Regions from separate parts of the Mus musculus genome. Here all the other regions are linked to region 2. A link is a loop called in an ENCODE intact Hi-C map of the cell type or tissue named here. Cell type or tissue: heart. All regions are shown on one strand. Links, peaks and the distances in the headings refer to the core of each region. The heading gives the core; the rest is flanking DNA.

What was found. Hi-C counts contacts between places; a loop is a spot of excess contacts. Peaks named below come from ENCODE experiments on the same cell type or tissue, not always from the same donor. Only the 100,000 strongest peaks of a DNase experiment are listed, where the experiment ranks them.
Region 1: a loop joins it to region 2, with 2.1 times the contacts of the local background. A loop is called at or near these places in 7 of 42 quality-filtered maps.
Region 3: it touches region 2 in a loop (2.6-fold over the local background); 5 of 42 quality-filtered maps call a loop at or near these places.
Region 4: a loop joins it to region 2, with 2.2 times the contacts of the local background. A loop is called at or near these places in 7 of 42 quality-filtered maps.

Annotation. Positions count from the first base shown.
Region 1 is chr14:64,199,542-64,204,028 of GRCm38, reverse strand. The region is part of intron 5 of Msra (methionine sulfoxide reductase A); the gene reads left to right. Gm52129 (a long non-coding RNA gene) reads right to left here. Exons shown (of 3, transcript XR_003951176.1): 1 at 3,634-4,487; 2 at 2,875-3,011; 3 at 1-873. Among named protein-coding and RNA genes, the nearest start is that of Gm52129, 2.4 kb to the right of the region's middle. In heart, for the core only: no CTCF peak of the experiment used is centred there; DNase peaks (open chromatin) are centred at 778, 2,018 and 4,078; H3K4me3 peaks cover 693 bases; H3K27ac peaks cover 2,366 bases.
Region 2 is chr14:64,306,754-64,311,240 of GRCm38, reverse strand. The region is part of intron 2 of Msra (methionine sulfoxide reductase A); the gene reads left to right. Gm52131 (a long non-coding RNA gene) reads left to right here. Exons shown (of 2, transcript XR_003951179.1): 1 at 1-2,839; 2 at 3,319-4,487. Among named protein-coding and RNA genes, the nearest start is that of Gm52131, 4.7 kb to the left of the region's middle. In heart, for the core only: CTCF peaks have their summits at 1,736 (motif pointing left) and 3,847; a DNase peak (open chromatin) is centred at 1,170; H3K27ac peaks cover 1,286 bases.
Region 3 is chr14:64,451,615-64,456,101 of GRCm38, reverse strand. It overlaps a transcript of Msra not described here. Among named protein-coding and RNA genes, the nearest start is that of Msra, 13 kb to the right of the region's middle. In heart, for the core only: a CTCF peak has its summit at 2,105 (motif pointing right); no DNase peak of the experiment used is centred there.
Region 4 is chr14:64,438,525-64,443,011 of GRCm38, reverse strand. It overlaps Msra (methionine sulfoxide reductase A), which reads left to right and starts at 1,972. Exons shown (of 6, transcript NM_001253712.1): 1 at 1,972-2,302. The coding sequence starts at 2,167. In heart, for the core only: a CTCF peak has its summit at 2,017; a DNase peak (open chromatin) is centred at 2,341; H3K4me3 peaks cover 1,854 bases; H3K27ac peaks cover 2,623 bases.

The sequences.
Region 1 (4,487 bases), core at 316-4,315, 110 kb after region 2:
GACTTATCTCTTTCTCTTCCCCAGCAAATTAATAAATTAATTACCTTATCAAATATTAATTATGTACTGATTAGCATCCAGACTCATACTGTAGTTGTTTTGAGCAGAGCTGTCTGAAAGAAGTTCTTGGGAAGGTTGTAACCGACCAGTCCCTGTACAGTCCCTAGTGCTCACCAGTCACACAAACCCTACCCTGAAGGGAATTTCCTAGGACCTATACTGACATTTTCTGTCCTAAGCCATCCTTTCAGGGTCTCCTATTCATCTTTGTGTCCACAGTGCCTGCAACTGTGCTTGGCTCCTAGCACATGCCCTGCGAATATTTGTTGACCTAAATTAAAGAGATGGGGAGATGAACAAGTCCGTCATATTGTCTTTTATTATGGGCTGAATATTTCTGGGATTTCTCCATTGAACCTCCTCTGCTAAAGCCTTCTCCTCCCCTAGTGTGATGGTTTTTGATCTGGGTAATTTGGGTTAGATGAGGTCATACTGATAGAGCTCCCACGGAGGGATTTTCGTCCTTAGAAGAAAAGGCAGTAGGCACCAGGGGGCTACTTTCTGTTTTTACTCCTGTGTTCAGGGAAGATGTGTAAACACAACCTAAACATCTACGAGGCAGGAGAAGGGGCCTTGCAATACAACCTGCCTTGCTATACTTTGCCCTTTACCAAAGTCCACAGTCCTGCTGTGTGCCTCCAGTCTGAGGTATTTTTCCAGAGCAGACTGAGACAGCTGTGTTGTGTGTGCTCAGCTCCGAGGAGGGAAGGGAAGAATCATAGCCTTGGATGAGAAGAGCCAGCTGGGGCCCTGGCTCTGGCTTCACCTACGTGACCTTGGATTCGTCTCTGCAGCTCCAGTTCCTCCTGTGAACTGGAGAGAAGACACACACTGAGAGTCTTCATAAATCTCAAGGGTTCTTAACATTTTTCCCTCCCATTATGCCGAATGACCTTCACACCACACAAGGGCATAGGGCAAGATCTGTTCTCCTACCTCTGTTGCTAGGAAACTGAAGCCCAGAGGGGTACATTTTCATTCCCAGAACAACCTCAATAGAAAATGTAGAGGGTTATGGTCAGTTGACTCAGAATTCCACGTGTGTTTCAGCCATGTTGCGTGGATAATAGCTGTGTAATCTATCAGGTTATGAATATTGGGATGTGATGGGGTGACTCCGGAGACTAGGCTGCTAGCAGTGGCCTTGTCACCTTTTCCACAGGCCCCAAATTCCAAACAACTTAAAAGAAAGGACTGCGTAATCTTCCCTTTGTCACGAAAATGGCAGAATCATCCCGGATTCTTTGTTCCCAGGGAAGAAGTAGGTTCCGTGTTATTATATTCTCTCTGCTGCTATGTTTAAAACCTGTAAGTACGCCAACGGATTCCTATGGAACGCTACAGCAACCATTAGGAGACTGTGGGTGTCAGTAGCTGTTTTATGGCTTGGAGATTAGACAGCTCTTCATCTTTTTACCTTTTTTTTTTTTAACGTGTGCTATTGTTTACAGCACAAAGTTATGATTTAAAATGCCCATGGAAGTTCCTGAATAATTCATGCATTTACCTTAGGCTGAGAGAACCATCCCTCTCTGTGCTCTATACTAGATATGGAATTCTTGTTAGACCCCCTCTTGGAGCTCGGAGGTTGTAATTATGGATAGTATTATGAACTCTAAATAGGAACTTGTGAAATAAATATTTTTAAAATGCCCGTTTCTGCGAGCCAGGCATCTGCATTTCTGTGTTTGCAGCCAGACAGAGGGCTAGCTCTTTAGCCTAATGGCTCACTTGCATCTTGATTATTTTCATTTCCACTTATTACTGCATGTTAGACTCCCTGTGTATGAGTACAGATTGCCCTTTCTTGCACTGTATTTAGAAATCTCTGCATTACCCCTGGGCATTTGTTCATTAATAGGGGGTGGGGAGAGGAAAGGCTTGTAATAATGGGCTTTACGCATTAAACCGGGCACATCCACATTCAGGCCCGGAGGAAAAATATCTGGTTTGTGTTACTGCCCCCTGGTGGTTGTTGACTTTCACTGCAGTGTCAAGGAAGCTAGTCTTCTGTGGGGGACTTTGGCTTGCAGGGGCAGCTTCCCAGAGCTGCACAGAACTGGGCACTGTCAGGCAATCATTCACACTTGATCATTGCTTTTCATTCAGGTGAACCACAAATGCCTGAGGATCTCAGGTGCAGGCCAGATTGTTGTTAAAATACAGCAATCTTTCTGGGCTGGGAGATGGGTCATTTTGTGTATAGACACAAAAACCCCCCTAGTAACATAGGGTGATGCTTAAATGAATGAATACAGTTTGTGGGGCCACCCCCACTCATCTTTCAAGAACATGGAAAAGTCCCAGTAGCACCCATTGTAATCCATGAGAAGATTTTTGGCTACATCCAGATGAACGATTCTTTTTCTTTTAATTGCTATGTGTTTACGTGTGTTAGGTAAGCTGCAGGGACTGTTTGAAACCCATGATCTCTGAACCTTGCCGTTTAAGTGAAGATCAGAAAATGACAGATACGCTTGCAGCTGCGTTCTGTGCTGGGCTGCGTCTTCTGTCGGTCTGTAGGCAGAAACACAGGGCAGCATGGCTGTGTCCTTGGTGAATGACCTTGGACTGTAAACCACTCTAAGCATGGGTTTCCTGATTTAAAAAAAAAAAAAAAAAAGACATAAAAACAGTGACTGCCTCTTAGGGAGTTCTGTGATCCATCCGGTGTGCTGTGTATATAACATGTCTGTCACAGCACAGGTGCTCTGTCAATTCCAGATTCTTCCTACTTGTCTCTTCACACCCCAGGACACCTCTCTCAGAGCCTGCCTCTCCACATTCCCATAATGCTTTGCTTGCAACACTCACTTCATCAGACCCATTATAAGAGTTTCTGTGCTGTTTCTGCCTCTTGGTGATGAATGAGATCTTCTTGGCTTTGCTCACCTCCCCCTCTTCCCTGTGGCATTCCTTGGCACAAAGCAGCCGCTCTGAGCACGCCGGTCCTGTGAATTAAACCCCAGTGCAACATAACTATATGTAGCATTTCCCCATCCTCCCACACATGCAATGACTGTCATGCATCTGATTAAGATAGCACCTATACCTTCACCCCCTTGTCTCCAAGTTCCCATGGTCTGAGGTTGGAGTCTCAGAGAGGAAAATAGGCCACTGATGCCTGGCATTTTCCTAGTATTCACATAATATCTTATCTTACCAATGAATATGGATTTGTCATATTAATGTATATATATATATATATATATATATATATATATATATATATATATATCAGTTCTGTATAGGAGAAATGGAAAGCAGTGGAAATTTTTTAATACAGCAGTCGGACCAGGATAGATCTATTCCAGGGACAAAGAGCCTTTGCGTTCAGACAGGTAGATTTATAAGCCTTGCCCCAGTTTAGTCTGTATAAAATGGCCTTTGGCGTGATATGATCAGAGACCCCATGGGGAGGAGGAAGGGGACATAGGGACTCTTTCATTTCAGCGGCAAGCGTATGGAGCCTGGAGCTGGGTTTGTCGTTGCCCACAGAACCCAGTGTGTTTGCCTTTCAATTTCCCCTTGATTGGTCTCTGCTCTGCATGATTCTAGGTTCCTTGGACTCACCCGAATGGAGCCTCCCGGCCAGTCCCTTAAAGACAACAGAGGGCTGCCTGCTCAAGGTTGGGCCACCGAGGCACTGTTCATTTGAGGCTTGGAGAGATAACAGCTTTCATGTCCGCCCAGAAAGCTGCGAGCCTCCAGCACCTCAGGAGCGGAGATGAAAGGCCATTTGTGTTTGTGCATGTACGTTTAGTGCACTTAAAGGACGGGGACAAGAAAGAAAATAGATTCTACTGCTCTGCACTCCCTTCCAAATGTGACTTACTCCCTCTGGTGGGGCCATTTAACTCCAAAGGCGCAGCCCCTCCCCTGGTGCCCCCCCCCCCCCAAGCTCCCCACCCCCAACACAAGCACAGCGGCCCATGTGACATCTGTTCTGGGCACCACAGAGCCATCTTCCCGTTGCCATGGCAGCTGGCGGAGCAAGCCCGCCCACTGGCTGCTAGTGGAGGAGGGAGAAAAGGCCCGCAGTGTCAGGTCCTGCGCCCTGCAGCCCTGCCAGTGAGCAGCTGGGCCGTGAGCACAGTCACCCATGGTGGCCACGAGGACCCCACTTGAGCTGTGTGCACTGCACTGGCGGGTTGGAGCTGAGGTCAAGGTCATTCATTTCTGCCTCAAGTGGGAGGCAGGCCAGTGAAGGACAAAGGTGGTTGTGCTCTGCAGAGTGGGCTGATGTCTGCTCTGGGCTGTAGTACTTTGTAAAACTGGGATTCAAAATCAGAGATGGCCCCTATTGCTCTCAGCACCATGGCTGTGAATTCAGGGGCCTGAATTCAGCTCCCAGATCCTATTGGTGGTGCAGTGCCAGGTTAGAAGAGGGCTGAGTTTTACTGCAGTAAGCTCCTGGCAAAGGGATG
Region 2 (4,487 bases), core at 133-4,132:
AATGAAGTTCCCAATTTGGCTAAGTGTATGCAGTCATTGCACAATGGGGGTTCCAGAGCTTTCTGCTCCTTTCCTGTCACTTGTCCACCTGTCTATGGGAGAGGAGAGAACGGTTGGCGTGGGGAGGGCTCCTGTCATCTGGGTCACCTATAGCTACACGGAAAAGGCCAGATTGAGACAGCGCTTGACTTTCACCCTGCCAGCATTCAAGGGGCTGGTGGGCTAGCTAGGCAGTTGGCTCAGAGAGGTCATGTGACTTACTCAGGGTGGCCGGGCCTTTGGAGCAGGGTTTGAGCCAGAGACTACTTGGTTTGGAACTGACATCCTTTTTCTGATGTCACCTTTCTCTGCACTGCTTGAAGGAGCCTCACTAGGGCCCGATAGATTTAAAAAATGCCTTTCAGCCGGATCCACATACAAAAGCATGATTTCCAGCCAAGCCAATTTAGTAAATTGATTTGTAAACTCCTGTGTGTTCCCAGAGTGCTCTGAAGGACCCTTGAGATGCAGCTTTTGCTGGGAAAATGCAAAGACTCCTCCAGCTCTCCCCTACCCCCCTTCGATTTTAGTAGCAAATAATGCAGACAGCACTGGCTACATCTGCCTGCCTGTCAGTTACCCAGAGCAACAGTGGTACTTTTTACCTGTCCAAACTCCTCCTTCAGCCTTGGAGGTCTCAATACATTATGCCAAAACAGTGTCACCAACTGTAACTTCATCAAGTGACTGAAGAGTCCAATGTGCTGAGCGGAATGCCTGCATGGCAGCTTTATGGTTTGATCCAGTCTGCTGGTGACTGCGGAGCTGCAGTTAGCATTTAGATCGGCTTTGAGGGATCGAGGCCACACCGGTGTGAGAAAATACAGAGGTGTGTTGTGCCCAGCAATCAGAGACGGCTCCTTAAACGAAGTCCCTGGCATTCAGTCTCAGCAAGTTATTTTAAACTCAAGCTATTTTTTATTCTGCTTTTTGTTGTCTGTCAGTAACTATCTTTTCCCCAGGTCTTCTCCCGCTCCCTTCGTGGACTGGGCTGATGTTATGGGGAGGCCACAGCCTCAGGTCCCTGTTGCCCCTCAGGCTTGCTGCTAATGCTCACTCACAGGTTAGAGGCAGCTGACACTCTGCAAAAGTGAAAGCGAACATTTCGCAGTTACGCAATGCCTTTGTCTGTGCTGTCTGAGAGCGCCCTGTGGCCACCCTCCCTCTAATCTGCACAGTGTCCTGTGAAGTGGGCAGAGAAACAGAAGCATCTGGAGATGAAAGACTCAGCCAAGCTCCGAGCCTACTTTCTCCCTTCTGAGAACAACTTTGGCCAGATCTCCATGCCTGTCTCAGGAAGGTTTTTCTCCGCTCCCAATATCTTAATGAAAGTGACAGCTGGTGGCTGTGGGCCACTCTGTTCAGCAGAGCATTAGGCTATAGCCCCCAGGTCAGGGGAGTGTTGTCAGCTCAGAACAGCTACTCCTACTCTGGAAAATTCTCCACAGGCAAGAGGATCTATCAGAGGAAAAAAAAAAAAAGCTTACTAATGGAGAAGGCTGTGTGGTAAAGGAAGGACAAGAGATGCTGGTCATAACTAGAGTTGAAAGAGGAGTTATTTGACACTTTAGGGCTAGAGAGATGACTAGTGTTAAGAGCACAGTCCTCTTGCAGAGACCTGAGTTTGGTTCCCAGCACTCACGTTGGGTAGTTCACAAGCACTTGTAATTGCAGCCCAGGGAGATCTGATGCCCCCTGCTGGCTTCCTCATGTGCCTGCACTCATGCACACAGAGACTCACAAACAGGCACATATCCATACCCAGAATTTTTTTAAAGAACCTTTAAGATTTTAAAGTACAGTCTTTGAGCATCTATTTGCCACCCAAACCGTTACTTCCAAATCTGAAAGCTTGTCCTTGACAACAATGTCTAACTGCACATTGGTGTACACATGTAATGGCATGTAATATAGGGGCGTGAGATAGGAGGGTCACAAGTCCTATGCCAACCTGGGCTGTATAGTGAGAGAATGAGACTCTCATCTCAATTAAACTTTCCTTTTAAAGAAAAGGACTAGAACTTTAATGTTGATTGTTAGAAAGGGACAGCAGCTGCTGTCCCCTATTGTCTCTTAGGTTTCTAATGGCCTCATGGTAGATTTTTTGAGACAACCAGCTTCTGAGAGACCTATGATCTGTGTCAGGTTGTCTTGGGGGCCCTTCAACAAGGAGAACACATGCCAGTGTATCCTAAGACATCAGGGGACACGCTGATACCCTTGCCACCTGCTGACCTTGCCACCAGGGCCAGACCTCTGCAGGCCTTTCCCAAAGTAATATACAGAAAAACTGGTCACAGACGCATGGGGACCAGCAGCTGTCAGAGGCCTGATAATGTGCTCCACTCCTGGGGACACCTTTGTCACTTTGGAAGAATGAGTTCAGTGTCTCTATGAGGAACCCATCACGAGAACAGCACTCCCCTCCCCACCTGGAATTGTGACTTTTTTTTTCTTTAAACAGTCCTGGTTATTTGTTGGCCAGCTGAGAAAACAGACTTAGAAACAGCAGGCAATATGTCAGGCTTCAAAGGAAAATGTATTGGTGTCTCGCTGGCTTGCAGCCAACATTATGTTGGTAAATAATCAAATCCCGGTGCGGCGGGTTTCTCCCTGAACCTTGACTGAAAACTATTGAAGCTGGGTCTGGGAGGAGAAGAGTGGCAGCCACGCATTCCAGGGGAAAGGCTGAGGAGAATGACTGGGAATGCTTGTAATTAAGCAGGCCTTCTATGCCCACAAGACTGATGGGACAGCAAGCTAAGAACTGGAGCGAGCTTCCAAGATGAGGAAGCACTGGGTAATTAGATAGCACCTCTCCCTAGCTCAGTGGTCCTCACCCTTCCTAATGCTGTGACCCTTTAATACAGTTCCTCATGGTGTGGTGACCTCCAACCATAACACTATTTCATTGCTATTTCATAACTATAGTTTTGCTGTTATAAGCTGTAACGTGAATATTTGATTTGTAGGATATCTGATACATAACCCCTGTGGAAGAGTCATTTGACTCTTTCCCCTTAAGGGGATCATGACCCATAGGTTAAGAACTACTGCCCCAAGTCCTTTGAAGCACCTTCCAGGGCAGTCTTTAGTTATTGTAGACTTTTGTTTTTTGTTTTTGTTGTTTTCTTAAGACAGGATCTCATATATCCCAGATTGGCTTTGAAGTCACTAAGTGGCTAGGAGTCAAGGATGACCTTGAACTCATGATCCCCCTACCTCCAGCTTCTTAGTGCTAGGCTTCTAGGCATGCACCTCTGCGTTCCCGTTATGCAGGACTGAAGATGGAGCCCAGGGCTTCCTGCTTGCTAGGCAGAAACTCTTCCACCCACATCCCTAGCTTTGGAGATATAGTTTAAGGTAAGTTTGTTTTTTGCATCTTTTTCTCTTGTTGCTGATCTTGACTTCCATTTTATTCCTAGATGCAGACAGGCCTGATGACAGAGGGATGGGGCGTGCAGGCCTCTGAACATGGGCCTGTGGTGTGACTGAGGAAGGGTAGCCATGTTGTTTTGAGAGACCTAGGGTGCTGCTAGATGAGGTTCCTGCCCCTTTTATATACAGTGTATTGGATGAAGAGGGGGGACAAGGACAGCATGGAGCTTGTCTGTAGTGGAAAGAAGAGACATGATTCTTGAAAGCATTTCCATCTCTTTCCACTGTAATTCAATGTTGTCATCTATACAGTTCATGTATAAGAACCACACAGTCAAGTTGAAAAAAAAAATCTGTGTAATTTTTAGAATTTTGGGATGGGCTGTCGTTATAGCTACCATAGACCTATGGGCTGTTGGTGCCACATCCTGGTAGGGTGTGGTAAGTGGAGTCCAGGTGGGAATTGTGTATACTTGAAGGGTGCTCCTGGCAGGAATAAGATGTCATTTACCACAGCAACACTTTATTGGTTTAGGCATCACTTTTATACCAACTTTAGTCATTTCGGCGTGTAGAAGACCCAAGGGTACCAGGTGGTGGCACACATTTAATCCCAGCACCAGGCAAACAGAGGCAGGTGGATCTCTGTGAGTTCAAGGCCAGGCTGGTCTATAGAGTAAATTCCAGAACAGCTAAGGCTATACAGAAAAACCATGATTAGACTCCTTCCCCGTCAAAGAATCAAAAAAGTAAGCCCTCTCAATAGAACAGCTAAGGGGAAGACCTGGGTTCTCAGCGGAATTGTGCTACAGAGACCTAGGGTGCTGCTAGGTGAGGTTCCTGCCCCTTTATGTACAGTGTATTGGATGAAGAGGGGGGACAAGGACAGCATGGGACTTGGGTCACATTGCTGTAGAGAGTGCTTCGGGGTCAAAGGGGGCATGAGATCCCCAGGGCATTGCTCCTTGGCTCACTAGAGGGGTTCCTGGGCCACCCCTCCCTGCCAAGGTCCTAGAGAGTGACCTCAGCTTCACTCAGCTCCATTGGCTCCTGCCTCCCTCCTTCATAGT
Region 3 (4,487 bases), core at 192-4,191, 140 kb before region 2:
GACAATCGCTCTGATTGGCCACGGGATGCTCATGCAGTCAGACATACACAGTGCAAATTCTTATTTTTAGAACTCTCCATAGCATCCTTGTGACTCGGGATCTGCACCCTCCCTGAGCCTCCCACGCGCCCTGATCCACAGTCATTTCTAGGCGCCGTAAAAGATGCTCAGCTTTTCACTTGTCCACTGGGTTATCTGAACGCCCTGGTCATACAGGAGGGTGTGGGTCTCTTCCTCTGACTTGTGCTGCACACATCTCAGCGTGAACATTGCAGGGGCTGGGTTACCGATGAGCTCTCCCCTCTCCCATAACTTTGATTTTGATCCATTCCAAGTCGAGATCTTCTGCCTTGACCTCCTGCAGTGTCTGAGACCTGCACAGCCTACCCCCTGTGGTGCACTAGTGCTGCCCCATGGGGCACTGATGTGACCGCTCCCAGCACTATGCTCATTAATTCTGTGGCTCTTCATGCTTGTCTACCCCAGTCTGTTGTCTCTCAGAGCAAAATGCCCGGAGGAGCCAGAAGCATCCCCACCCTTGGTCTATAGACCATATATCTGGGAATTATCTTAAATTTTTCTATATTCTCTTTCTGGAACAGGACTCAGCATATAGGCAAGAGCACTTCCACTAAGCTACAACCCTAGGGTTATGCCAAATCCTTTATGTCCTAGTTACAAAGACCTGCTCTTCTGCTCAATGATGTCTGCAGCTCTGTCGCTGCTTCTTCACTTGGAATCCCTCATAAAGTCTGGTCTGGAGCATGGTACCCTAGCAGGCTTTCTACGTCTTTTTCTGCATCCTTTCAATGCAGTATCTGCTTCTAACAATTATGACATTATACTATGGTCCTAATTTAAAGTTGCTTAGTGGCTCCATTTCTAGTGGGACATCCTTGAGCATGTCAGCCACCCACAGTCCCTGGAGTCACAAAGCCCTTGACTATTTGTTGTTGTTGTTGTTTGTAACCTCACTACAGGGCCCAGGCTGGCCTCAAACTGCTGATCCTCCTGCCTCTGCTTCCCAGGTGCTGGGATTACAGGCATGTGCCACCCCTCTGGCTCCTGTCTAACTTTGCAGCCAGCCATGGCTTTATTGCATTCTTCCTGCCTGATGTGGTTCCTGAAGCTACTAAGTGGATTTTGCTTTGTTATACTTTATCCTTATGTTTGCCTGTGTGATATTAACTAAGTCTCTCCTGTTCTAGGCTGTGGAAGTCTATCTGCTGTTCTGAAATGGCCTCAGGCTTCAAGCCTTTCAGAGCCTCCTTGGCCTTCCCAAGGCTGGAATGACTTCTCTCTCTGGGAGACAACACTCCATTCTGTAGGGGTGACGTCTGTAGGTAAGACTCCATTCTGTGTCCCCTGTCTTGTCCTCTGGCCTCTGAACATTTGGCTAAGTTAGATCTGCCCCTGCGAGCTTGTTTATTGACACAAGAGTCCTTGGTCTCCCAGACATGACTCAGTTCAGGGGCATCATCGTGACCTTGAGGGTTAAGCGTTACACAGAGATGTAAATATTTTTGGCTTTGTGGAAGGTCAGGAAGGTGGGATGTCAGTGTGTACAACACACTTGCAGTTCGGTTGTCTTACGAGCTGATTCTAAAAGAGAAAGTCTATTCTGGTGTATGCTGCATGTTCCTCGGAGGAGACAGCCATAGGTGTCGAGTGTGGGGTGAAAGAGATGCAGCTGGCAGATTTCCCATCTCGACCAAGGCACATACATACAGTCTCACCATCACCGAGCATAGCTGCTTTTGTCGTCATTTGGACTGTGCTTCCTGAGTACACAGGTCTCCTCATGCTAGTGTTTTATAACCCCGACACGGAGGCACACTCCTGGAACACTCGGTACGGTTTGCCTCAGTTCATGAATAGAATACACTCACAGGCTTTCACTCATCCCATTACCAATGGTCTTTGCTATGTTGTTCTTATTTAAAGTGTCCCTGAGATTAGAACCACTAAGATTTCTCTTGGAATTTTAATACCTATGCATTCCTTGGGTACCAGTTCATCAAAACAAACCCTGTAAGAGATGGCCCTGTAAAGGCAGAACCCGCATTGGGCATGTCTGCTGAATAGATGATGTAGTTACAGGTGGGAGCCACCAGATGGCTTAAGGAAGTGAATTTATCTCCAACCGAGACAGCTTAGAAATCTGGGACTTTAAAAAGCAGCGACTGGAGAACAATCGAAAGGTTCTCTTTAACGAACCTCTAATAACCAACAGCAACTCCTCATTATCACCTGACGTCGGCGATGGGTTTAGACAGATTTTTTTTTTTTTTTTTACTGAAAACACTTTTTTTTTTTTTTTGGTTAACCTTCTAACGTCTCCATGCTTTAAGAATTACAGAATAATCACTGAAACTCAATTTAATTCCACAAATATTTGTTGAGCGCTTAAGTCTCAATTAAGCTTTCTGAGCGGCTTGTGGAAACATAATGCTACCCGAAACTCAGCTTGCTAGACATGGAGAAATGTATGGAAGACGCAAGGCAGAGATGGATTTTTCTCTCTTTGTGCTCCTGAAGGAAGATCACCGTTTGAAGAAGTGCTGGTGGAAAGACAATTGTGGTCTAGAAAATTCCTGCAGATAATTTATAGGTGACATAAGTAAGATTAAACTGAACACTGTAAGTAACCACAATATTTATCAACTAAGCTGTGCTTTATCTTGCATATACCAAAACCAGAGTTGAAGTTATTTGGTTAAGAAGTCACTGTGGTCATTTGAAAATAAGCCTAAATGCACTGTCATCTGGAAAGAGACAAACCATTGGTAGATGGCGTTCAAATGGTTGTTTTCTTCTTTACCTTGAATATTTGGTGTCATGTAAAGTGTTTGAGATATGCCCATTTAAGGAAAACTTATTTGGCTATGTAAGGACTTACACATAAGCCTGGTTAACAGTAATTCCGTCCCTGTGGGCACGCTGAGAGGCCGGGAGCGGATGCTGGATATCTGTTTTATCACTGTCTGCCATATTCCTTTGAGAGAAGATTTCTCACCGAGCCAGTAGGCACAAGCCGAATTGCTCCCCTGTCTCCACCCACTACAGTGCTGGGGCTATAGCTGTATGTGAAGGCCATGCCCATCTCCTTAGGTAGAAGCTGAGGATTTGAACTCAGGTTGTCATGTTTGCATAACAAACACTGTTTAAGTGGAATTATGCATATTAAGGTAGTCCTTTACAACTCTTCAATATCAGATCTTTTAAAAACTTGAAGCAAGCCTGGCGGGATAGCATACTCCAACAATCTTAGCACTCAAGAGGCGAAGGTCAGAGGGTCAAGAGTTCCAGGCCAGCCTGGGCTACCTGCAAAGATCCTAACTGAGGGAAGCAAAGAAAAACAAGTTGAATCAGGTAGAAGGAAAATCAGAAAAGGGTCTTTCATAAAGCTGAGAGCATAACATGTCCTGTAATTATTGCTATATCAGCTTAGAAATATGTGTTTGCTAATGAGAACTGAGCATAACAAACTCCCTGAAACAGAGCACCGGATCCCCTTTGAAACGTAAACTAAAATTGGACAATTAACTACTTAAAGCATTGATTTCATCTGAAGTGATAAGAATTTTTGATAAACCTGAAGTGGAAATTTGATCTTTCCCTTCCAGCTTCGAGGAAACTAACACGATGAAGATTAGCAAGGTCGGATGGCCTGTGGGGCTGCAAGAAAACCAGACGCTGCTTGAAGTAGGTTGCTCACTTGTCCTTTTTACTAAGATGCCGCGGCTCATCTTTGCACTGACTTATTTTGTTAAATAAGCATTTATGTATTTACTCTGGGAGATTTTAAAATTGAAAAACGTGATGGGAAAATGCAAAGCAGCCAGTCATGGTAGTTCGCGTCTTTCCTTCCAGTGTTCAAGAGTGAGAGGCAGGTAGCTTAAGTATGAGGGCAGCCTGGTCTAGAGAGTGCGTTCCAGGCCAGCCAGGGTTACAGTGCGAGACTGTGTTTTAGTCAGGATTACTAGTGGATGAAACACCATGACCAAAGCAAGCTGGCGAGGAAACGGTTTGTTTGACTTATACTTCTGCATTAAAGGAAGTCGGGACAGGAACTCAAACAGGGCAGGAACCTGGAGGCAGGAGCTGATGCAGAGGCCATGGGGTACTGCTTACTGGCTTGCTCCTCATGGCTTGCTCAGCCTGCTTTCTTAAAGAACCCAGGACCACTCTTAGCCCCGGATTATTATCACCCATAATGAGTTGGGCCTCCCCACCTGGGTCACTTACTAATTAAGAAAATGTTCTAGCAAGCGGTTGTGGCATAGGCCTTTAATCCCAGTACTCAGATAGCAGAGACAGGAAAGTCTGAGATTGAGGCCAGCCTGGTGTACAGAGTGAGTTCTAGAACAGCCATAGCTATAGGGAGAAACCCTGTCATGAACAGCACCCCACCACCACCACCACCACTCCCAAATGTCCTACAGGCTTGCCTATATCCTGATCTTCTGGAGAGTTTTCTCAGTTGA
Region 4 (4,487 bases), core at 235-4,234, 130 kb before region 2:
CACGCCCAGAATTTTTGTGTAGGTTCTGGGTCTAGACTGAGGCCCAGAAGAATGAGCATGACTGAGCTCTCTTTTTAGCTCACTCACTATCGAAGAAGAGCCAGGGTCCTGCTTAGTGGAAGACCGTTTTCTTCTAGAGTGACATCCTTAGGAGAAATAATCTACTTTCTTGAACCTGCTGTGTTCTGAGATTCTTTGTTGTTGCCCAAGAGAATGTGAACACCGTATCTTGAAGGATATAAATTGTTAGAACTTGCCAGAAGCCTGAGTGTAATTAGGATGTAATTACAGCACGTGACAGTAAATATGGAGGCTGGCTCAGAAGGAAGTTGTTGGAGTCTAAAGGAAAAGCAATGCTTAGTCCTGAAAATAGCATAATTATTTTCTCTCCTCAAAAAACAAATCTCAGAGGTTTGATATGGTAGCCACAGCTTTAATCCCAGGATTTAGGAGGCAGAGGCAGGTGGGTCTTTGAATTCCATGCCACGGCTACAGAGAGAGACTTTGTAATCAACAAACAAGCCAGGAAACAACTCAGCCAACACAGCTAGTTTGTTAAATAAGGTTAAACTTGTATGAAGGAAACTTTAAAGAAATTGAGATGCTTCTTTCTTTCAAAATGCTTGCATGAGTATAGTACAACCATTAGGATCATTGAAAACATTTAAACAGTGTACACAGAACCCTCAAAATGTTTAAAGTGGGGCCAGAGAGATGGCTCAGCAGGTAAAAGTGCCTGCCACCAAGCTTGGTGTTTTGAGTTGGATTTCTAGGACCACAAGGCAGGAAAGAAACTTTAGTAAGAGACCCACTACTCTGAATAATAAAACTCTAAACAATGCTTTTACTTTATTTTTTTAAACTCATTTCCCCTTGGTAGGTAAGTAGAAATGTGTGTGTGTGTGTGTGTGTATATATATATATATATATATATCTTACATACTAAATATTATGGACTGTGGTTCTGGGATACCTAACATTACACAAGCAGTTTCCCTTAACATTACAAATTCTTCCGTTACACAGTATTTAGTTACGAAGTTTTTCTTGCATGACCCTTGTTCTGTCAACCACAAAACAGAAAAAGCAAGTCACTGTGTGTCAAAGGGCAGTAAATTACAAGTACAATTTTTTTTAACACATTTTTTTTTAGTGACCAGGCCCTCTTCAAGCCTGGACGGGACATCTTGGATCTTGGGATGGTTTCAGGCAAGGCCTCGTAGAAAGAACCTGCTTGGCATAATGTCACAGCAAAAGCAAGCCACAAGTAAACTGTTGAGAACAAGTTGGCCCAGGAGACTTTTACATTATAAGACAAACACCTTAATCTGTTTAACGTTGTGTGTCTGGCAACATTCTATGCAGTACACTAATCCTAGTCCTTATATTACAGTCCCACATGAACACAAAGTGGTAACTAAACCCACGGAGAAGCTTAGCTTCAAAGCTTCAAATCCCTGTGGGCGCTAATCCTCAGTTCCTTCCTTCATGTGAGACTACCCGCCCATTTTGGCAGTGTGTAAATCAAAAATCTCATACAGGACCTCTGAAATCACTCATCTGGTCCTAGCCACCTAAAGATTAAGGCTAGAGATTCAGTTTAGGAATATTCTCTCATAATTTCTGAAGTCCGTCTGGTCCAACTTCACCATTAACTTCATTCACATAAAGCGTTTAACAATGTATTTGTGCCTACATTGTTTACTTTATGGGCTGTGAGATGCGCTGAAGAATGTATTTATACATTTATACACGTACACACACTATATGTTTATATTTCATGTTGAGTACTTGATCCTTTGTGGTGTTGAGAATTGTGCTTTGGTTTCACTTTGGATCGATGTGACTTATCAAGATGGTTCCGATAGAAATAGACAAATTTCCTAGCTGTCCATCTAGCCATCCTCTTATAGGTCTGCCTTTCTTCTAGCTCGCTGCCTTTTTATGCACACACATTGATTTCCCTTTTCTACTTTGTGGTTGAGTGAGTACATCGCACCCGGAACCCTGGCTGCGGAGGTGGAGAAACGGCAGCAACTCTGACCTCCCGCGGTGGCGCCCAGCCAGCATCAATTTTGGCCCGCGCGGCTTCACGTACTCTGGGAACTTTGTCCCTCAGAGACAGCCAGGCCTGGAGGTCTGCCCCGCGAGACGGACACGCCGCCCATGCTCTCCGCCTCTAGAAGGGCTCTCCAGCTCCTCTCTAGCGCCAACCCGGTACGGAGGATGGGCGACTCAGCTTCGAAAGTCATCTCCGCAGAGGAAGCCTTGCCGGGACGCACCGAGCCGATCCCTGTAACAGGTAAGGTGGCACGGCTGCTGAGCATGCGCGTGGAGCCTGCGCACAGCGCCCTCCCGGAAGAAGACGTGCGGGACCGCGGGTGGGTCCCAGGTCGGAGTCTACGCGTGCGCAAAGAAGCAGCGAATCCCCCCCTCCCCCCAGTTCTCCCGCCCCCCAGCCCGGGAAGGGCGGGAGCTCAGCTGGGCAGTCTCCTGCCTGCGTGCTTCTCTTTGTTTGAGTCTCGCTCTGAAAGACTTTAGCGTTGGGATCGACCCAGCCCGTTTGCTGGTCTGCAGCTCCGTATTTGGGGCTAGTGGAGTCTGGTGGGAGCCCAGCCTTAGTCTTCCTTTTCACCTAGGCCTCTAGGAGCGTCTAGCGGTGCCAGTTCATGGAAGCGCTGGAGGCAGACCTAACAACGCTGGGAACTTAGGTTTTGAAGTGTAATTTTCGGCCAGAGCTGGTTGCAAGAACCCTCCCCAGTTTGTAGTTATTTCAAGGGCATGCTGGGTTGTCTCCCCCGTTTGCAGAAACTCCACGTGCTATGGATGAAGCCTCTAAGAGGTGTCTGTGTGTGCTCCCTTAAGCCCCAGGCGCACGTGAGAAGATCAGCTGATTACCTGTGTGACTCAGTTTTCTCCTTGCACCACTTAGGACCTAGGAGTTGAAATCGGATTGTAGTTCTTGTTGACCTTTTACCTTGTCAGCCCTATTGTAATGTTTCTAACCCCCCACTCTTGGGAGTATTCGTTCCTGAAAGGTTCTCACTGTTCCCAGTACAGAATCCAAGTTCATGTGCTTTCCACTTGGAAAGGGACCTGAATATTTTAGAAAGAGTGGGGACAAAGAGAATGACTTATTTGGTAAGTTAGCAAAACCAGAAGAAGGTGGCCAGGTAAACTGTTTTTTTTTTTTTTTTTTTTCAGGCTCCATTTATCTTCAGGCAGAGAGGGTTGAGGAGAGGGGTTTAGGGCAGGAGCTGACAAATTATAGGCCTCTAGGTATCTTTCTAGTTTGGAGTTAGGCGTCATAAACCTGGAGGCCAGCGATCCGTTGACCTGACCCGTAATCACAAGGCTACTGGATACTTCTGTGGACAGTGGAAATATCTTATCTTGATCTCTTCAGACTTGAAAGGGGAGAGGAGAGGCTAGGAGATTTTGCTAAGCCATTAACCTTGTGCTACTCAGTTCAAACAAACATTCCTTGAGTGCAAAGTAGAAATACAGTTGAATACAACATGGAGTTTTTGACGCTGAGTTTCCTTTGAACCATAAATACAGTGAAAGCCACAGACACGTCCCAGGGGTTATCTGCAGCAGAGATGGAGGGAGACTTCTGATAGGTTACACAGCTGCACAGCCTCCAAACTTAATGATTTTTTAAAAGTCAAGTATAAGAGGAGCATGGGTGTCATGTCGCCCAGTCACATGGCAGGCTGGAGGGTCTCTGGTAGGGAGGGATCTAAAGTAACTGAGAGAAGGGAAGCTAGAGGAGTTGCTTAGGGTTGCCTTTGGTTCCAGCAACACTGTGCCTCACTACGTCTTATAAGTTTTGGTGACCATGATGAATATGAAAGTCTTTATATTTCCTAGTTGGGAAGTTGTATCCTTCTCTATTGCAGCCTCTGCTCTCCTCATGTCTCTATATGATCTATTGAGTCTTGTTGTTATCTGTACCCCGTTCTCTCAAGAGCCCTGTGGCCAGTGGAGCCCCCTCTTAGGTGACAAGGCCCATCTGTTTAGTATTGCTTTGCCTAGTCCCAGCCATGCACTGTCATCAGATGCCTTTGGAGCTAAACCCGCCATCTCAGCTTCAGACTTTCCCTCTTTGCATTCTCTAAGATGGCTGTACCCTTTTATCAGCTGCAGCCTGGTGGCAGATTTACATTCTGCAAGAAGGCAAGATTCAAACCTTCAAGGCTTTTAAATTTTTCTTTCCTCTGGGCCACCTCGAATGGATGGAAACATGAGCAGGTTTGGGTGACTGGTTCCTGCTTACATGGTAGCACACAGTGGGCCTGGTAGAAGCACTATGTTCTAGAGTTTCTGATATAACCACTCTTCCCATGTTGTATGTATGAATGCATGCATATATGTTGCTTTTGATATAATTTTAATGTGCATCCCAGGTTGGTTTTGAACTCACTGTGTAACCCATGCTGGCTTTGAACTCTCAGTAGTTTTTGCTGCGGTCTCCTGAGTGCCAG